2 separate regions of the Homo sapiens genome follow, and region 1 is linked to region 2. The links are chromatin contacts, found by Hi-C or POLR2A ChIA-PET in ENCODE. All regions are on one chromosome and are shown on one strand. Each heading gives the region's core, a stretch centred on a gene start or an enhancer-like site at or near the end of the contact. The rest is flanking DNA. Distances are from core to core; before and after follow the strand shown.

Region 1 (3,376 bases), core at 707-3,206, 89 kb before region 2:
GAACATATACCTATATCTTTTTCCTTTTAAATAACATAAATCAGCCAGGCACGGTGGCTCACGCATGCAATCCCTACACTTTGGGAGGCCGAGGCAGGAGGATCGCCTGAGTCCAAAAGTTTGAGACCAGCCTGAGCAACATGGCAAAACCCCGTCTCTATAAAAAAATACAAAAAATTAACCAGGAGTGGTGGTGTGCACCTGTGGTCCCAGCTCTCTGGGAGGCTAAGGTGGGAGGATCATCTGAGCCCAGGAAGTTGAGGCTCCAGTGAGCCATTTTTGTGTTCCACTCCAGCCTCAGCAACTGAGCAGACTCTGTCTCAAAAAAAAAAAAAAAAAAAAAATCAGGCCAGGCGCCATGGATCACACCTGTAATCCCAGCTCTTTGGGAGGCTGAAGCAGGGGGATCAGGAGTTCAAGACCAGCTTGGACAATAAAATGAAACCCTATCTCTACTAAAAATACAAAAAAAATTAGCTGGGCATGGTGGTGCATGCCTGTAATTTCAGCTACTCGGGAGGCTGAGGCAGGGGAATCATTTGAACCCAGGAGGCAGAGGTAACAGTGAGCCGAGATAACACCACTGCATTCCAGCCTGGGAGACAAAGTGAGACTCCACCCCCCCCCCAAAAAGAAATGGAACATACTAATCTCCTTATTCCGTGAATTATTTTCTTCACTCGTGTATTACTTGCATCAGGGTTAGGTTTAATGCCATTGTCAACAAGTTGATTTTGCCTTGTAGGAGATACATCAGGACACAGTGATGAACATTTGTTGAATTAGTGCATGAATGAAGGAATATATGACTTCTAGTTACAGTTCTTGCTTGTGGAAGAGGAATGCTGCTGATACTGGGAGTGCAGTGGGCAAGATCTGGTAAAATATGGAGTTGTTATTGTCGGACAGTTGCCCAGTCATCCCTGCCAGTCTCCCCCTGCTTCCCTAATCAACACCTCCACATCCTCATTTCAGAACAGGAATAGATGCTATACGGGGGAGACACAGAAAAGAGACAAAGGGAGGCTGGGCGCGGTGGCTCATGCCTGTAACCCCAGCACTTTGGGAGGCTAAGGCAGGCGGATCACTTAAGGCCAAAAGTTCGAGACCAGCCTGGCCAACATGATGAAACCCCCTCTCTACCAAAAATACAAAAATTAGCCTTGCCTGGTGGCGCACCCCTGTAATCCCAGCTACTTGGGAGGCTGAGGCAGGAGAATCACTTGAATCAAGGAGGTGGAGGTTGCAGTGAGCCGAGATCGTGCCACTGTACTCCAGCCTTGGTGACAGAGAGAGACTCTGTTTAAAAAAAAAAAGAGAGAAAGAGAGACAGAGACAGAGACAAAGGGAGACTCTTACAAAAATCTGTTCAATCAGCAAATATCTGTTAACCTCGTGTCAAGTGACAGACACATTGCATAAAATGGAGAACATGACAGACTTGGTCCCTGTCCTCATGCAGGGAAAGTCTACAGTTAAGGGAAGAAAGAGACAAGAGTAGGGGAAGGATGCAGAAGAAAAAGAGGAGAAATTAGTAAAATACCAAAAGAGTGAAGAATTTCAGTGATCACTGAATTAATACAATGCTTGTGTTAATAGAAGTTGTTTAGAAATGAGTTTAAATCCCAGCCATCTGCTCCCACATCAAACACACCTACTGTACCCATGATTTTGCCCTTCCCCCACATATATATATACATCCCAGTAATAATCTGGTGATTTTTAAATGAATTCTCACAGTTAGTAATAAAAATTACACTTGATTCAAACCAGTGAATTGTAACCCAGATCTAAGTATAGATGTAGTGGAAATCATAAGTTTCTTTAGTGACAGTCTTACTAATCAAGTTATTTGGCCTGTTTTTAGCCACATGGTATATTTTTTCTTTTTCAGGTTGCTCTGAGTGTTGTTTGTAGCAGCATCAGTAAGCCAAGAATTCACATAGTTACTCAATCACACAGATTACTCATCATTGCCTGTTCATAACAGAATCCTAAGATGTTTAAGATTTCTAATGCAAATCAAAATCTCATCATCACTTGTCATTGCTAAATTAAATGACAGGATAATAACATTACATTAAAACCATTTTTCTCTTGATTGAGTACCTTTTTCAGAAGTGAACCTTCTAGATGTATATTTTTTTTCATCAGTACTATAAATGCATTTAGAATCCAAGATAAAAATAGAATTTAAAGGGGAGGAGTGGGATGTTTTCAAATTATTGATGAGGCTCTTTTGAATCTCAACCATATTTGACAGTGTACTGCAAGGGAATGGAGTAGTTCAGCTCAATTTATTGACACTTTTAGAGCTATATAAAGGAGGTTAACAGGTTGAGCTTGGTCTTTATTGAAGCAATCGTGTGTTCTTAGCATCAGTTATATGTCATCCCGTTGCAAACTGGCTGTTAGGACTTGTCATTGCTCTGTTCTAATATAAGATACTGACTTCAGATAGATCACAACCTATGTGGAAAATTAATATAAATTTCTAACCTGTAAAAGCAGTGTAGGTTCTCAGTGGCCTTACCATTGTGAACTTACCTCTTTACCTTTCTTTCCTATCTAAAGCTAGTTAACCTTTTTTGGTCACACCTACCCTCTTTTTATCTGCTCCCTCTGGCCCTTGGCCCACTTCTCTGTGGCCAGCTAGCCAGTGTTCGTGCCACCTGAGCCCATCTTCTTCACTTGCCCTAGAACTCCCCAGAATGCCTCTTTCATTTTAAAGTCAATCATTTCCTTCCATCCTTCAAATATTTTATTTCCTCACACCTTCCATCTTTAATAATATGAAATATAAAAATCTTACCCTGGATCAAACCTTTTATTCTTTTTGCCTCACTTAATACTATCATCATTAGGCAATAATAGCATTATGGTAAAAATTCTTACCTCTTAGAGAAGCTGATGAAGGTATTGACTCAAACAAGATTGGCTATGAAACAATAAGTATTAAATTATTAAATCTGGATGATAGGTGAATGAGGGAAAGGGAAGCCAGTATGCTGTTTTCTCTACTTTTATAGGTTTGTAATCTTCCATAATAAAAATTTAAAAATAACTTAGCTCTTTAGTGTTCCTTTTTTAAAATAGACACCCTTTTTGAGTGAGCACGTGAAATGATGTGGTATGCAGGATGGACTAAGACTAAAACCTGATCCTGCTCTCTGAACACCCCACTCTTACTCTACCCCTTAGTAAACAAAAAAGATTCTTTAGCACCTGGAATTGTAACTTCCCTCTTCTCCTTAGGTCCTGTACTTGATTATCAGAATCCTGGTCTGGTTTAACACTTCCTGCTTCTTGGTTTAACACTTCCTGCTTCTTGTTAAAGTGACCAGATAAACCCATATAGAAATATACATTAATTTCA
Region 2 (3,275 bases), core at 346-2,845:
ATTTTCAATGTCTTGAGTTGCAAGGAAAAGCTGCTTTAGAACCTCCCTATTTTTACCACAAAATCTTCTGTTATTGTCTACAACATTTATTTTGAAATACAAGTTTGGTAGTTCTAGTCTCTCTGGTACAGCATGGAATCTTTAATCTTGGCTATTTTTGAAATGCTTATACCATGAATGCAAAGGATTACAAAACTCATTAAAACAGACTATGATTTAATCAAAGCAGAGTTTGTTCTTCTGGATTCCCGTAGTGAGCTCCAGACACATGGCCCCTGGTCCTCGATTTGAGGAAATGGAAATATGGTGGTAGTCCAAATACAGCACAGCCCAATGGTTTGTTTAGAAACAGACAGTGAGCTCACAAATCCTGGGACTAGAAAAGCAGCAAAGGTTCCTTCAAGTATTTCAATGCTCACAGAAGTAGCTCAGTTCAGCAGGAGGGAAAATATTTTTGAAAGAGTTCATAAAGAAAAAATAATCAACTAAGTAATCCACAAACCAACTCTTAGGAAATCAAGGCCCAATGCTTAATTTCATATAAGGATGTACTGGGAGCAGCTAGACTAACAAATCCAACATAAACAAGTGACGTTTAAAAAAGGAAAAATCTTTACTTACTTTGACTTGCTCTTGGCAACTTTTTTGTAGACAGGAAGGGTTGGAAAAGAAAATAAAAATATAAATGTATTCTCTTTCTTATGCAAAGTTCATATAAATATCAGTAATAACCAAAAATATTTAACTTATGAAATATGCCATGAGGTGTCACTCAAGTAACTATTCCCTATCTATTAGGGATCCCCTTAGGATTTTATAGAAGGAAGGTTAAAAGATCCAATCAGACCAACACAATTCTAGATTTAATATTTTGCATAATTTCATGACTGTTGGACTGGCTACCTTTTAAATCTTTCTAAAGTAATACCTGCTCCATTTTTTCCCTCTTCTAAGGTGCAAGTATTCGCGCTGCAGCAAGCTTCTTGTTTGACAAGTTTAACCTTTGCAAATTACAACAACCATCACATGTGGTGAAAACCAGATACTAAATCTAACTGGGAAGTCAGCCAAGGGTAAAGAAGAGCACTGACTCGGGAGCCCGAGGACTTCTTTAACTGCCCTGCCGCATTACTCAGGCAATTCATTGCCCCTCTCGGGAGCGGTTTCCTTATTTTTAGAGTTCGAAATAGGTGGGCTGCAAATTCTGAGGTCCTTCGGACAAAGATTCTCCTAACACGGGCTGGAGAAAAACGCCCCACAGCCAGACTCAACGGTCCGTGAGGACGGCAATTGAATCCAGACACCGCAGACCCCTTCTCAGGCACCCACAGGTCCGCGCAGGGAGGCGCGCCGCGGGGCATGCCGGACGCTGTGGTCCTGAAGGCCTGGAAAAGTACGCAGCTGCAGCTTCCCGTCCTGTTCGCACATCCTTCCCCGCATCATTCCGGGGCCCTGCCTGTCACGGCCCCCTAACCCTCGCCGTAACCCCTACCGGCGTCTCCAGCCCCACTTACAGAAGACCGCGGAGAGGAACATGGTGACCACACCTGGGCAGTCTCCGTCACCGGCCAAAAGGCCCCCAACCAACAACAACTGCTTCCGGGGCACGGCCCGGTTCTGGAAGAGGACATCCGGCAGTCGCCCGAGGCCACGCCCCCCGCCTGGAACCTGCCTCCAGTCGTCTGGCTCGTTCCTCGGTTTCTCAGAGCGAGTGTGTTTTGCTTTTGTCGTGCTGGAGGTTGGAATCCTCATCATTCTGGAAAGGGATTTACAGCTCAGGGTTCGCGCCCCGGCCCTGACTCCTATTTCTGGGTCAAGTGCTTTCAGCGTTAGGTGCTTTCCATATTTGTTTCACGAAATAATCGCAACCACCTGCATTAGACCCACAAGAACAACTGTGTATTGTACTTCGGCCGCTCCAGCGTATCAGCCCCTCGCATATTTTCTTAAAATGTTGCCTCCCCCGACCCAACTCCCTCTCCGCCTGGTTAAGCCTTACTCTCACTCTTCTGAGTCCCTTCGGCATTAAGAACCCCACCTTTCCTTAGTTATCCCAATCTCTAGGAGGGCAGGACCCTTTGCATCTCAAACTTCTGTATCCAAACACCTAGCACAGTTCCTGACATAGAAGCCAAATAACAGATTGAGAGCATTCACATCACGTGCCTAATATCACAGAACTACCAGGTGGCAGAGTAAGAATTTAAACCTAGATTTTATCTGACTCCAAAGACTCATGCCTTTCCCAGTAGACATTGGGACCTACCAGTTTGCAATCATTAATTTTTCATGGCTCTGTAAGGAACCTGGGCTCCTCTAACACCAAGGACCTCGTCAGTAACCTCATTTCGCAACTAATAATCAGGACTTTTGGATTTTTTTCCTAATCCGTGATTTGTATCTACATATGAAGTCTTACAGATGTGAAATAAGATTTAATCGCATGGCTCACGCCTGTAATCCCAGCCCTTTGGGAGGCTGAGGCAGGCAGATCACTTGAGGTCACGAGTTTGAGACCAGCCTGGCCAACGTCGCGGAATCCCGCCTGTACTAAAAATACAAAAATTAGCTGAACCCGGGAGGCGGAGGTTGCAGTGAGCCGAGATAGCGCCACTGCACTCCAGCCTGGGCGACAAAGTGAGACTCCGTCTCAAAAAAAAAAAAAAAAAAAAGTAATAAAACTGTTTTAAAGAAAATTCAGCTCTCTGTGCCATCACAAAGAAGATGAGGAGGAAAAAAATCAGCTCTCCATACAATACAATTCAATTTTTTAAATTAAGACCGTCCTTCTCCTTAGTACCTATAATACTTTTTTTCCTTCTAATCATTCTTGATATTTATCTTCCCATAACCGGACTCCAGCTACTGAGTACCTTCCAGGTGCCGAAATCCTTCCTTACCTTGCATTGGCAAAAAAGAGCTTCAGATGTTCAAGAGGATAAGGTTTCTTATATTTCCTTTAGAGGATTTATAAGAAAACACAAGACTGGAAGCCAAGGAACATGATTTCTAGTCCTTGTTCTGTCCCTTAGAAAGTCACTTTAACTTTAGCCCAGCCAAATAGCAGTTCTTAAACTCCATGCCCCTGCCCCCAACTCTATTCTCCTTACTCTTCTTTATGTTTTCCTACAGCACTTATTGCCATTAATAGTATTACTTGTGTACTTGTTGATTTCCCTATTGTCTTTGGCTACCAGAATGCTGGGCAACAGCAAAACCCTGTCTCTAAAAAAATTTTTTTAATTAAAAAAAAGAACTTCAGCTTATTCCCTCAC

Evidence for each region. Hi-C counts contacts between places; a loop is a spot of excess contacts on that map. ChIA-PET counts read pairs that join two places held with the same protein, here RNA polymerase II (POLR2A).
Region 1: POLR2A ChIA-PET joins it to region 2 with 13 read pairs in activated CD8-positive, alpha-beta memory T cell. The contact joins the enhancer-like site here to the promoter of MRPL33 in region 2. A Hi-C loop is called at or near these places in 1 of 168 maps with a recorded cell type or tissue (posterior vena cava). POLR2A ChIA-PET finds 5 or more read pairs at or near these places in 6 of 52 experiments (HCT116, HEK293, MCF 10A and 3 more).

The regions. Positions count from the first base shown.
Region 1 is chr2:27,858,916-27,862,291 of GRCh38, reverse strand. All of the region lies in intron 1 of RBKS (ribokinase), which reads left to right. Among named protein-coding and RNA genes, the nearest start is that of RBKS, 30 kb to the left of the region's middle. Within about 2 kb of position 1,956, at least 2 of the 41 ENCODE cell types and tissues checked have a DNase peak (open chromatin) inside an H3K27ac peak, as active enhancers do.
Region 2 is chr2:27,770,039-27,773,313 of GRCh38, reverse strand. MRPL33 (mitochondrial ribosomal protein L33) reads right to left here and starts at 1,595. Exons shown (of 4, transcript NM_004891.4): 1 at 1,515-1,595; 2 at 622-640. The coding sequence starts at 1,536. RefSeq lists enhancers at 1,414-1,543, 784-1,600, 1,834-1,953.